Regions from separate parts of the Homo sapiens genome. Here region 2 is linked to region 1. Evidence: chromatin contacts called from ENCODE Hi-C or POLR2A ChIA-PET data. All regions are on one chromosome and are shown on one strand. Each heading gives the region's core, a stretch centred on a gene start or an enhancer-like site at or near the end of the contact. The rest is flanking DNA. Distances are from core to core; before and after follow the strand shown.

Evidence for each region. Hi-C counts contacts between places; a loop is a spot of excess contacts on that map. ChIA-PET counts read pairs that join two places held with the same protein, here RNA polymerase II (POLR2A). Pooled maps may share reads with other maps.
Region 2: a loop to region 1 is called in a map of endothelial cell of umbilical vein, with 4 times the contacts of the local background. The contact joins two enhancer-like sites. A Hi-C loop is called at or near these places in 13 of 168 maps with a recorded cell type or tissue (A673, B cell, CD14-positive monocyte and 10 more), 11 of 37 single-sample maps with no recorded cell type and 22 of 50 pooled maps. POLR2A ChIA-PET finds 5 or more read pairs at or near these places in 2 of 52 experiments (MCF 10A and OCI-LY7).

What each region holds. Positions count from the first base shown.
Region 1 is chr1:172,822,001-172,829,327 of GRCh38, reverse strand. LOC105371618 (a long non-coding RNA gene) reads left to right here. Exons shown (of 3, transcript XR_007066734.1): 3 at 4,139-4,203. Among named protein-coding and RNA genes, the nearest start is that of FASLG, 170 kb to the right of the region's middle. Within about 2 kb of position 3,152, at least 9 of the 41 ENCODE cell types and tissues checked have a DNase peak (open chromatin) inside an H3K27ac peak, as active enhancers do; they include endothelial cell of umbilical vein, where a contact is called at or near this core.
Region 2 is chr1:173,108,190-173,114,734 of GRCh38, reverse strand. No RefSeq gene overlaps it. Among named protein-coding and RNA genes, the nearest start is that of TNFSF18, 61 kb to the right of the region's middle. Within about 2 kb of position 2,479, at least 5 of the 41 ENCODE cell types and tissues checked have a DNase peak (open chromatin) inside an H3K27ac peak, as active enhancers do; they include endothelial cell of umbilical vein, where a contact is called at or near this core.

The sequences.
Region 1 (7,327 bases), core at 1,903-4,402:
TACCTAATGTAGATGACGGGTTGATGGGTGCAGCAAACTACCAAGGTGTGTGTATACCTATATAACAAATCTGCACGTTCTGCACATGTATCCCAGAACTTAAAGTATAATAACAAAAAAGAATCTATTTTGCCATATTTTCTGAATTTTTTGCAATAGGCATTTTAACAATAAAAATAACAATAAATGATATGAAAAAAAAGAAATTTATTTTCAAGTTACCCAGTCTGTGATAGTCTGTAATAGCAACACAAAATGGGCTAAGACAGCAAGCAACTGAGTTATAGTTTATTTAGGTTTATAGCAACAAATCTGTACCTAGCTGACCTTATGCCCTCATTGGCTTTCTGTGCCTCTTCTGTTTGCCTGAAAGATAGAAGCACCTCTGTGTTTTACCTCACTTCTATCTCTCCCTTCAGAGGTGAATGCACTTCGGCAGTTTTCAGAACTCTGAGCTGATACTTCCTAAATCGATATCACTATCCTTAACTCAGACCACTCTATAAGCTGGTACTATGGTTTCATTTTACTGACAGATACTTCTAAGATTTCATTCATTCATCTACCACTCCAATGTGTATAGCACCCCTTATGCATACCTACTAAATATTAAATATTGTGAAGTTTTATCATCTCAAATACAAAGATTTCCAACCAAATTCAGCTGCTGTCCCACATTCCATCCTGCCCTTTATAATTTCTCTCTCTACTAATTGTATCCCCAACTTTCTGCTGCTTTATCTAAAATGTCATGACTCTTCTCTCTCTATTATTATCACGTGCAATCAGTCTCTGTTAATTCTTCCTCCAGTGGCTCAAAAATCAACTCCTTTTTTTCACGCAGCTGCCATGCTGGTCTAAGGCCTCATCAAGTGGCACCTGTTTAATTAACCGCCATCAACTTTTATTGGCCTCACTGATTCCCATCTGTTTCTCACTTCAATTCATTTTGTACCCTGTGCTGAATTACTCTTCCTGCAGCATGGCTCTGAAAATGTCATTCCTCTGTTCAAGAATTTTGAGTGCTTCCTTCTGCTTATGGAAATAAGCCCCCAATTTGCCAGTCCCTCAGTAGAGATTTCTCATGAGCTGGATTCTCCCTATCCCAACTCATATTTCACTATTCCACTTCAGAAACACATTTAACATTGTTTCTGCACTATCCTCTGTACAAGCCTCCGTGCCTTTGCTCATCCAACTTTGATTATACCCCTCACTTCTCTCTATTAGTCCAAACTCTGTTAAACTAACTCTTCAGGGCACAGCTCAAGTCTTTTCCAGGAAGCTGGCCCCAGCTAAAACCACAGTTTAGTTTTCTTAGAACTGGAGTAGACTTCATAGAGCACCCTCAGGGACTCTAAGCCGCAAAAATATTAAATTCTATTCAACAAAAATTTATTGAATATTCATTATGCACTAAGCCCCAGACTAGGAACTGGGAACAAGAAAAACAAATAGATGTGATCTCTCTTTTTAAGGGACTCTTGCTTATTGGAGGGTACAAAATATATAAACATACAATTGCATTAAAAGCTGTCAAGTTCTAAGATGGAGATAAACACATGCTGTGAGAATGAGAAGGATGGGCATTTAGTCTAGCTGAGGATTCAAGGAAAGAGTCCTAGTTGAGACATCTTGTGATAAGAATGTTAAAGATGAGCAAGAGCTACCAAGACAAAAGTGGGAAAGAAATTTGAGACAAAGGGAACAAAATAAATGAATGCAGAGACATAAACAGTGGGAAGGAGGTGAGGAACTAGAAGCCTGGTAGCACTAGACTATAATGTTGTGAAACAAGAACTGGTGAGAGATGAGATGGGAAGTGACTGGAGAGACTAAGCCAGGCATTTGGGGTTTTGTAAACTATATTAAGAACTTTGTACTCTAATCTGTAAATGATGAAGAACCATTAAAAATGTTTACACAAGGAGGTTAAATGATTGGGTTTTGCTTTTAGAAAAAGTATGCTCCTTACGTTGTAGAGACCAGATTTAAGGGAAGCAAGTCAGGAGAAAGGAAACTACAGATTGCGATGTTCCAAGGAGAGGACAAGGACCTAAGTAAGGAAATCGTTATTGGGGATGAGCCTGAAAACAGATTTAAAAAATAGTTATGAGCTAAAACCATTAGACCTTGCTGATTGCCTAGATGTAGAAGGCCCAGGACAATGAGAAGTCTTACATAATTATTTAATCTCTGGTTTGGGCAACAAGATGGTTATGCCAGTAATTAAGCTAGAAATAAAGGAACCATTGGTGAACAGAGAACAACAATGAAGACAGTTCCAGGTATGTTGAGTTTGAGATTCTTCTGGGACATATCAAGCTAAAGATTACATATGAGTTCTAGGGTAAAGATTAAGTTTGACATTAGTTGTCATTCCAGTTATAAATGAAACAATGACAAGGATGAAATTCCTCAAGCAAAGTATGTAAAGAAATGGAGACTTTGGGGTAATGTTAGAAACCTGGGTTATTGTAGTTACTGGACACACAGAAGAGGAAGAGCCCCAAAAGACAAGAAAGAAATCACTCAAAGAAGCAAGAGGAATGCCAGGACAGATTGGAGTCAAGAAACTAAACCAGAGGGTTTTAAGATAGGGCGTAAGATACGGACTGAGAAAGCATCCTTGGGTTTCGCAATACAAAGTTCATTGGTGACCTTTAGAAGTGAGTCTAGGCTCCGAACCGTGATGTGTTGAAGTGTAAATGAATTACAGTCATGAATACAGTTTACTTAGCTGAAAACGAAAGGAGAAGAATTAGGGCACAGCTAGAGGCGATGCAAGGCCAAGAAATAGCTGACTGAGGCTAAAGGAATACAGATTGCAGAGGCACACAGTAAATGAGGGTCTTTATTTCATTACAAATATACAGTTTAATACTCAAAAATATCTTTCAAACACGAGGTCAGAAGGGAAATAAAGTTGCATGAATTGCCTTTGGTAGAGTTCTAACTACTTTGTGTACAGGAACATTATGTTTCTATTTTCACTGGGACCCAGAAGCACGCAGAGCTGCCTCCTCTCTTTCGTCACATGTCTCCTGAGATCCTTGAATAACTCAATTTTGGGATGTAATCATTTTGCTTTCAGGGAAGCTGAATACCATTTTTGTGAGGAATCATTCCACCACCATGTGGCTACTCTTGAGAATAGCATTTTTCTCAACTTCCTCCTAGAGCTAGCTACTGGGTTGAGTTCCCAGAGAAGGAGAATTCCACAGCTCAAAGAACTTTAGAAACCCTCTCTTTATTTTGCAGATAAGGAGAGCAAAGATAACTTGCCTAATTTTTCAAAATTTCCGTATATTTTAACTGGTTATGAATATTTTATACATTATGAGTGATTATATATATATAAAGCAGACAACAAAAAACACATACAAAATCTTTCCATGTTCATTCAAACCCAAGGACAACATCCCTGTCAGACTGTCTTAAGTAAAAAATATTGATGAAATGCAGCAATACACAGAGATCAGTGTTTCTAAACTAATCTTTAACAACAACATCCTGCCTTGAGGCTAACATGATGTTTTGTTTAAATTTAAGCCATTTCCAAAAAAAGTTTTAATTTCCGCAAGTTCAGATTGGTAAAATAGAAAGCATACCTACAGAGGATCAGTCCTTAGGTGATAATTAGAATGTGTTTATTATCTTAAGATATAAAACCCAGTTGTATAATATCTTTTGTCATTTTGCTTTTCTCTATCTTTTTTTGTGATAATAAAAATAACAGATGTCATTAAAGAAAATGTGAAGGTTTCAAGGGAAAAAGACATAAAAGTCACTAAAAGAGTTCATAACCCAATAGTATTTTAAAAAATTTTTTGGCACTTTTAATCCCTTATAACTGCTTTAAGTTAAAGAAATCAAGCTCACTATTTTATTTATCCCATTGAATTAGCTAAGAGTTAAAAAATGATTTCTTATATTTACAGAAGTTATTTCACTCTTCATATTAATCACACTTAATCAAAAAGTGTCACAAACTCTTAAGACTTTAAATAAATGTAAAACTGTTAAAACAGAGCAAAGTTGACAAGGTTTGGGCCACCTTTATGCAAGGTGGCATCTTCAGCCAGACTGTCCATATGTTCATTAATGCTGTCTTTAATTATTTCTAAAAATCTTTAAGGCATTGGCTGCTCCCTGCATCTTTAATCTGCTGGTCCAAAGATGCTTCTGGTGAATGGAAGTGCTCTAAATTAGCAAAACTAGAATAACCTAAGCTTTGAAATGTTTCAAATCAAGGCAATGGACTTCTTCTGAATAGTACAGTTGATCCTTGAACCATACAGGTTTGAACTGTGTGGGTCCACTTACAGAGAGATATTCTTCCACCTCTGCCACCCCTGAGCAAGATCAACTCCTCGGTCTCAGCCTACTTAACATGAAGACAATGAAGATGAAGATCTTTATGATGATCTAGTTCCACTTAATAAACAGTAAATATATTCTGTCTTCCTTATGATTTTCTTAATAACATTTTCTGTTCCCTAGCTTTATTGTAAGAATATAGCACGTAATACATATATTAATAACATATAAAATTCAAAACAGTACAAAATGGCTGTTTATGTTATAGTTAAGGCTTCCAGTCAACAGTAGGCTATTAATAGTTAAGTTTTTGGGGAGTCAAAAGTTAAATGCAGATTTGCAACTGCACAGGGTCAGGGGAGTTGGCACCTCTAACCCTTGTGTGTTGTTCAGGGCTCAACTGTAATGATGTCAATAACGATGACGATAACACCTTCTAAACCTTTTAAAGCATAAATGTTTTATGAACCTCTCATTTAGTCATCTTAACAACCCAACTTTACAAACGAAGGATTGTTAAGTAATGGCCCTACTTCACACAGCTAATATTCAGATAGTTCCTCTCTGCCCTAAAACCTGGAAGTGTGTCAGCTTCAGTAACCACAGTCCCATAGTCCAAAACAGTTTCTAAATACTGAATGCTTAGCCAGCCCCAGGGTTTCTGATTCTTTTCAAACTACATCAATGTGATTACATCACACCTGCAGTGGGTAAGATCTTGTAAAATTATACCTGCCCCACTTTTTTGCTTTTTTTTTTTTTTATTAAGTCAGCCTAAGGAGTTCATTTCTGGGGAAATACCAGGATATTTTACAAAAGAAATGCAAAGAGAAAAAAATGTGCTAATATTCAGTTTCTGATATACAAAACAGAATTATTCAGAAGCCAATATTCTGACAGAGGGTTTTTCCAAACTCTTTTATTACCCCACATCAAGAACCCAACTCACAGACATGGCTCATCGTGTGGAGATGATAGATCCCTGGGTCTCTGATGGCAAACCCCCTGAGAGTCTTGCTGCTCAAAGACATGACTCTGGAAATAAAAGGAAAGGCCACTCCCCCATGAATTTTTAATAAAACACAGAAAATTAGAAGGCAGGAGAGCAAGACTCTTAACCATGTGTATTCCAATTGCCCCCATTCCAGGCCTTGGCCCATGGATGAGGGAATGCATTAGAGTAAAACTGAGGGCAAGAGGGCTGCTTATTCCCTGCTCCCTGTTGAGGCATCTGGGGAATAATTACACCAACCTGATATATGACTACATCAGTTAGGAAGCTCAGTGTGGAGGGAGTCTCTTAAGTTCAGCTTTCCAAAGTAACCTTTGATTCCCATGGGGTATCAGGGATGAGTCAAGATCCAGCCACCAGCTGCTGAATCCACAGTGGCAGTGGCCTTATTGAAGGGGCTGAGGTGGATCTTGGAGCCAGTGAATTAGCAGGAGGACACAGTGGAGCCCCCAGGGCCTGAAGCCAATGGGAGACAGGGCTAAGCTAGGCCAGCAAAAGGGCACTACTAGGTTCTGAGGAAGCCAGGAGGGAAATGGGGCAACAAGAGACCAGCCACTGACTTCACAACAAAATACCAGGAAGGCAAACAGCAAATAGGTGAACACAAACATCACCCAGAGTCCAGAGAACATGGGCCCCAAAGGGCCAAAATCCTCCGCTCAGACCTCCTTATCCAGATGTCTGGATACCATCTTTGAGAGAAACGTAGAATAGTGAGCAGTCAAAAAAAAAAAAAAAAAAAGAATAGTGGAGCAGTCATAGAGAACACAGTTGTTGTTGTCATTGTTGTTGCTTCCTGGAGTCTGAGCATTACTTAAAGGAATGGATTAAATTATCTGATTTAACTAATTTAAATCCAAATGAACACTGTGAATATTTTCCTCCAGTAGCCAACAGATGGCTCCTCCTGAAGAGGATGAAGTGAGCTCTGAAGAAAAGAAAGACATTATTTTTTTCAGAGGTTCCTAGTTAAGGTGGCAAATTTAATATATGCATCTAATTTTACTTCTCCTTATAAACTACAATAAAGGAATCTTTCAAAAGACATAAATCCACAGGAACGGTTGGAATAGGAGAAAAGGCCAAAGCAACACAACTTGGTCTCTGAGCTAGAAGCAGATGGGCAAGTGAAAACTAACTTAGCAGGTCTGAGAAAGCTGAATCTCATCCTGACAGCGGACAAAACTGAGAAGAACCAACCCAATTAACACCAGAAAATCGAGGCTTAGGAACTGAGGGCTTAGGTCTCTGGAATTGCGGTGAAAGGGCTGTCTAGAATAAGGAGGAGCAAGCGAGGACTTTTTTCAGTAGCAGTTAGAATGCCTAGATTCCCTTATCTTCTCCATATTTTCCCTTTCACACATTGGTAGAATTTGAAGATTTGTTTTCTTTCTTTCTTTCTTTTTTGAGACAGAGTCTTGCTCTGTCACCCAGGCTGGAGTGCAGTGGTGTGCTCTCAGCTCACTGCAAGCTCCATTTCCCAGGTTCACGCCATTCTCCTGCCTCAGCACCCCCAGCAGCTGGGACTACAGGCGCCCGCCACCACGCCCAGCTAATTTTTTGTATTTCTAGTAGAGATGGGGTTTCACCGTGTTAGTCAGGATGATCTCGATCTCCTGACCTCGTGATCTGCCCGCCTCGGCCTCTCAAAGTGCTGGGATTACAGGCGTGAGCCACCGCGCTCGGCCTGAAGATTTGTTTTCTAAACAGGGTCCCTGGATCTAGGGGACAGCATGTACAGTTGTGGGCGTAGGTAACTGACCCAACACAAAGAGGGAGAGACCATGCATTGTGAATGGGAAATGCATCACACTCTTGCTGTCTTCCCCAACTCTGCTTTCAGAACACTGGTAGAAAGACCCTTGCCTTCCAGGCAGGAAGTTGGAATCTAGCCAACCAGTCTAAATTGACATAATGTGATGCAAGAAATAACTATGGTGAGGGCCACCTTCACTAAGACCCTTGTGTCAACTGAGCCATCTTTTTAACTTGAGT
Region 2 (6,545 bases), core at 1,230-3,729, 290 kb before region 1:
TTTTCTCTATCCAGGAAGTGTTGAAAATTAGCAGAGAAAGCCAAAGTCCTCTGCACTACCCCCTCTCTTTTCTCCACGCCAACCTTGGAAATACATGCACATACATGTACACAGCCACGTGAAATTCCTGTAAAAACTGGAACTCTTGTTCTCACCACTGAGGTTCTCTGGTGTTTCCTTCCTCCTTTACTGCTCTAGTGCATTTTCCACTCAAAACTGTTGACTCAAAAGAAATAGAAAAAAACACCCTTAGGAAAAATAAAAAGGGAAGAGTTCTTGTCAGAGCATGGAAAATAAAATTCTAAAAATAGCTCATATTCTCATATTTCCCTATAGATATGATGCAAGCATTATCAAGTTCAGGAACTGTTGACTCCAATAACATGATTTCTGGTCCTTGGCTCTTGTCTTCCTTCTTTCCCATCAATGTTTTCTCAAAGCCATGTTCTGGGCAGTGACTCTTGATTGCAACCTTGTAATCAAGCTCCCAGAGACAAATTCTAGAGCTGTCCCCACCCCCCTGCCTTAAACTTGCAATTATATTTTTTATGGCGATATATGCAGATTGAGGGCTTATTTGCTACAAATAGCTCTTTAAATTTTCCTGGTATGGTGAAGGAGATTGAAGATGAAGATGGGACGAATGCATTCAGAATCAAATACAAATTAAGGAGCTGACTTCATAATGTTGATAAGATTGGGCACAACTCAGCAGGTTTTATGAGGCTATGACATTAAGATAATTCATCAGCCCATTAATTCATTCCACTAATCCTTCTATTATATTACTCTTATTCTAACAAAAAGGATCAAAGCAACTAAATTTTATGTATTGTGTTTCTATGACAAGAATTGTGTACACTTCTGGAAAACATAAGATTGTGACACAACTGTCCAGTAACTTAAAACTCGTTGGGGAAGGAAAACACATATTTCAGAAAGTGAAAACAACATAATACTTTATCAGGTGTTGTACTCCAAGTTTTATCTAATTTCCTCAGCCCACATTTTATGTAATAACCAAAGTTGTCATTCCAAAATGAAAATCTCATGTCAACAATCTGCTCAAAACCCATCAGTGGCTCACTGTTATATACTGGAAAATGTTGTAGTACCTTAGCATTGCATACTCAGTGTTCATGACCCTGTCTCCAACTACCTTTCTGAGCTCATCTCCAGTCACCGCCCCCCTCCTTCTGATGTGAAGAATGGGAGCTTCCTGAGAGCCATGACTATGTCTTACTCATCTGTGACTTCCCAGTATCATAATGGAGGCTTAGCGAACCCTGCATTTTTAATGAATAGAGTCTACTCACATATTAATCTCTTTTCAAAACAACTTTATGGTGAAACTTAACACATACAGAAAATGTAATAAAACAAATGAATAGCCTACTGAGATATCATAAAAAGAATACTCATGTGACTAACACCTCATTCAAAAATTAGAACATTGTTGGCTCTTTGGAAGGCCTCTGTCTGCCCTTTACAAATTACATCTCCTTCTCTTACTGCCAAAAGTAAATATTCACCACCCCTGTTAATCAGTTCTCAGGTCAGGACACATTCCCCCACCTCACCTTACCTCCATAATCTTTCCTTTGACTTCATACAGCCCTCGGGAGGCTCCCCTCTCTCATCTTGGAAACACTTGGGTTCTTTAACTTTCATTTGGCATCTGAAAAAAAAATTTTTAAATAAATGTATATTAATGATATCCTTCTTGTCTTACTTACATTATTTTGCTTTCACTGTATATATCTTCAGATAAAGGGGCGGGTGCAGTGGCTCATGCCTGTAATTCCAGCACTTTGGGAGGCCAGGGCGGGTGGATCACGAGGTCAGGAGTTCAAGACCAGCCTGGCCAAGATGGTGAAACCCTGTCTCTACTAAAACTACAAAAATTAGCTGGGTGCAGTAGCAGGAGCCTGTAATTCCAGCTACTTGGGAGGCTGAGGCAGGGGAATCTCTTGAATCTGGGTGGCAGAGGTTGTAGTGAGCTGAGATTGTGTGACTGCACTCCAGCCTTGGTGACAGAGTGAGACTCTTGTCTCAAAAAAATATATATATATTTAGATAATATTTTTTGATGTCTATACTCTGTGTTGCTATAGTCTATTCTTTACTTTTATAGTTAAGATTTCATTAGAGGTGCTCAGTGAATATTTATTGAATTAGTAATTAATGAATGAGTGAATGACAGTTACATCAAAGCACAGAAGAGGCAGAAATTTACTTAACCAGTGAAAGAGAAACAGTAGAATATAGTTTATGCAAATAGATAGACAGACACACACATACATGCACATGCACACAGAGGTGGAGAGAGAGAGAGAAATAGAGAAGCAGGACATTGTTCTGATGTCATGCACCTGAATATTCAAGAGTTTCACACACACAAAAATAACTATTTCCTTCTCTCCCCTCTCTCCTGTTACTCACTTCCTCAAACCAAAGCAGTGTTAGGAAATCCAGATATGCTTCAGACACAATCTTCATTTGTTTCAACACCACTGTTTATGATTGTAGAAGGCTTTTGGGACCAAGCAGTAAATGTCCTCCTTCAGCATTTTACTTGAAAGGAACCACTGCAAGAACATGGGCCAGACTACAGGATGACCTCCTTACATGGATATTCTAGGAAAGATTCCACATTATCAGGGAAACCGGAAGAGATGACAATGGAAAATCCTTTTCTACTCTATGATGGCATGAGTAAATGAAAGACACTGGCAGTCTAAAAATAATAATTAAGTCTGTAGTTTTACCTAGATATTAAGTTGGCAATGAAAGCTTAGGCCTAGGACATGAGGTTGTAACTCAAACTCTCCTAGGTTCCAGCTAGTACATACAGCTAAAGTGTTGAGTCAATCTATACTTATCCTTTCAACTCTTGGATTGAATAATTCTTAAACATATAAACGTGAATTCTGTTTCCTTGCTTTTCATATACTGTTCAATGATTCCCCACACCACCCATACTTTTCTTGTAGAACATGGCTCATTTTTGGAGATTCAAATAAAATGTATCCTCTCTATGAAGCTGACTTGATCCTTCATAAAAGTTAGGACTTTGTCTGTTCTACTTCCACAATAATTTTTTCTCAAAGTACTAAACACATTGTATTTCCATTAGGTGTATTTATCTGCTTTATAGAATTATAATCTCCTCAACTTAAAGGATTGAGTTTTATTTTATGTCAGACCTATAGTAGGTACTCAATATGTTTCTGAATGAATAAAAAATACAGACAAAGTAGTAAAATATGAGACAGAACAAAAGTTTTAAACACCAAGTACCAAAATAAGTATCTTCTGTTTGCCAGATATTAATTAGGTGCTGAGAAAAAGCAAATGAAACACGGAATAGGCATCTAGGAGCTCACAGTCCAGTGAGGGAAACAGAAGTGTGTGAACACATGCAATATGGCTAGAGGGAGGAAGCCAGACATGGGTAAGGGGCCTTGAGAGCCCATAGGACTGGCCTCTGTCTCAGAGGAATAAAAGACAAGTTCAAGTTGATTCATTAAGGACAGGTAGAAGTCACTCAGGTGGAGAAAGGAAATAGGTGGGGGGTAATCAAGGTGGTGGAAACAGAAGCGTTGAAGTCCTCATGGAAGGCCTATCTTAATAAAACTTGATCATAAAGCTTTGCGTGGAAATTCCCAGTGGTGAGAACAAACAGAAATTTGCTTCTACCAGGTGGAGTTGTGGCCCCGGTGTGTCTGCTGGGTGTACAAGAGAGGAAAAGGGGAATGACGGAAGTGCACAAGAGAATAGCTGGAGAGAGCATAAACCCATGCTCAACTAGAAGGGAGAGTAGTTTATTTCCATCTGACTAGGAAAAAGAGAAGAGAATGCCTCTCAGTCACAAATTGACTCACATTGCACTTAGATCTACAAAGAAAATTAGCTGCTTTCTTTATTTTCTGTGGTATGTCTAATCTTTCTTAAAATTCCTCCACACCTCCTTGGATGGGAAGGGCAGAGACTGTTAGCTTCCTACTTCCTGCATCACAAGTTTTCAGTTTGAATAGTATATTTTGAATGACTCCGTCTCTTTTGGGTAAATTCTCGGAATTTCGGATTTCCTCTCCCCATTTCTCCTCTTGACTACGACCCTTGCTCTTTTTCAAGTCTAATCTCATGTCAACAGAGAAGACAAATGAATGGAAATCATGTAGCATTCTCTGGAATCTCATTAGTCTCCTCTGGGCTCTTCTACAGGGCAGCCAGTCAAATATGTTCCCTGGACTATTGACGATCAAGGTGCAGCTGGTTTCATTTGGCCTTTTAGAGGACATGCAAGTGGCCATGACTGTAATCTAAAGTCAGGGCATTTGCCTGATGGTTTACATATGACAACCACTTTATTCAGACTCTAGGTCTTAGCAAGTCTCCTGCTCCTATCAATACCTCAGTATCTACTCACATGGTTGAGTACCATACACAACTTAGGGAAATAAGTAAAGATGCTTTAGGATCATCTTTCTGAGCACCCTCCCTCAGGATCTACAGACTTGGCATCTGGGTGTTTTCACTTGGTCCCTTCCCGTTGGGGTTCATCTTGAGTCGGGGAAATAAAGACATAAAAAATCTCTCCATAGCATTTAGTCAACTCTCTTTTATTTCCTATAATATATTAGGATAGAAGGGGCAACTGTTCTATTTCTTCTTTCTCAGCATAGACTTCCATTACATCATATCCTCCTTCTTCCTCCTTAGTAGGGAAGGAGTATTATTTTCATATCATGGGACAAAAAATAATTTGAGAAGAAACTCTAAAATATTAATTGGTCAGGCTGCTCTTGATAAAGGTCAGAGATAATAACCTAGTTTAATGACCCCACATATCACTCAATCACAAGAGTACTACCATGGCAAAAAGCAAAATTCAAAAGACAGAAGTGTTCTGATATGGAAGAACAAGGCCTTCAATGGACCTATAATCTTACAAAAACATAGAAAATACATGCAAAACAACTAAAATCCTCTATTTCAGAACTCTAGAAAATAACCAAACTACAGAAAAAACTGAAAATTGTCAATTCAAGAGAAACTACCTGTAATTAACAGGTAATTTAGTTAGAAGTCTATGTCAGCCAGGCGCAGTGGCTCATGCCTGTAATCTCAGCACTTTGGGAGGCTGAGGCAGGTGGATCACCTGAGGTCAGGAGTTTGAGACCAGCCTGGCCAACATGATGAAATCCCTTCTCTACTTAAAATACAAAAATTAGCTGAGCGTGGTGGTGGGCACCTGTAATCCCAGCTACTTGGAAGGCTGAGGCAGGAGAATGGCTTGAACCCGGGAGGCAGAGGTTGCAGTGAGCTGAGATCGTGCCATTGCACTCCAGCCTGGGTGACAAGAGTGAAACTCTGTTCCAAAAAACAAACAAAAAAAGAGTCTGTCATTTTAACTTGGGGTGATCCCTCTCTCATAACCCACCTCTGCAGCCCAGTGGTGTGGTAGTTGTAAAAAGACAGCAGTCTCACAGTAGAGATGACTGACTACTTCTGGAACTCAATTAAAAGTCCCATTAATAGAATAAAATAAATATTTTATCTGAATTAGCAGCTACTGGGAAAATTTCTATTCCCAGGGCACTGGTGTTATTTGATTTGACTCAGAGCTTAGCTCAATAACAACAACAAAAAGGCTCTATTCCCAAGGTGTTGCCTAAAACAATAGTAATTCTCTGGTAACACCACCACTGCTGTGCTAAATCTGTGATTTCAGTAGAGAAAAACAACAGCATGGCCAAAAATTTGAAGGAACATCCTGGAGATCTACACAAACATAGGGAGCTTCAAAGAACTCTGACATATTTCTGAAGAACTAGAAAACAGTGTGTGTGTATGTGTGTGTGTGTGTATGTCTGTGTGTCTGTGTCTTTGTGTCTGTGTGCATGGTTGCACCTGAGAAAGGAGAAGGCTCCAGTCACTCCCTTTCATGCCCAGCTGACATTGAGGTCCTCCACAAGCAGGAGGTAAAATCTAAGGCTGTTTTGCAAATTGCCTGAAGTTTGAAGGAATGCCTTCATATACAGAGCCCTTTGGCAAAGGGTGGAAAACATATAAGCAAAGCATTTAAAGAAACCTTCGGCAGATCATTGGCTGGCTAATAAAGTATACTGTCCCAAGGATAATCCCTAGGGCATATAGGCTTAAAATTAAAACAAATGAAACCAACCCTATAGTCTCATAGACTGTTCTTTTTGATAAACATAGAAATTGACCCTTCTGGTCTTAAAGCTTGAAATTTAAATTTGTTTTATCTGAGTTCCTTTCTCAGGAAAATGCCTTCAGGCCTTTAAAAAAGTATGAAAGAACTGAAACTCACCAGGTCACTGCACCAGATGCAGGACCCCTCATTCATCATGATTGCTTCCTTTCCCCTCCCTAGTTTCTGTTTTTTTACACATTGTTACATTTCTTCCCTGCTATATAAACCCTTTTTTTTAGTCAGTTAGGGAGACAGATTTGAGACTGAGCTCACATCTCAGCTGCAGCACCTGATTAAATCCTTCTTCCTTGGTGATATTTGT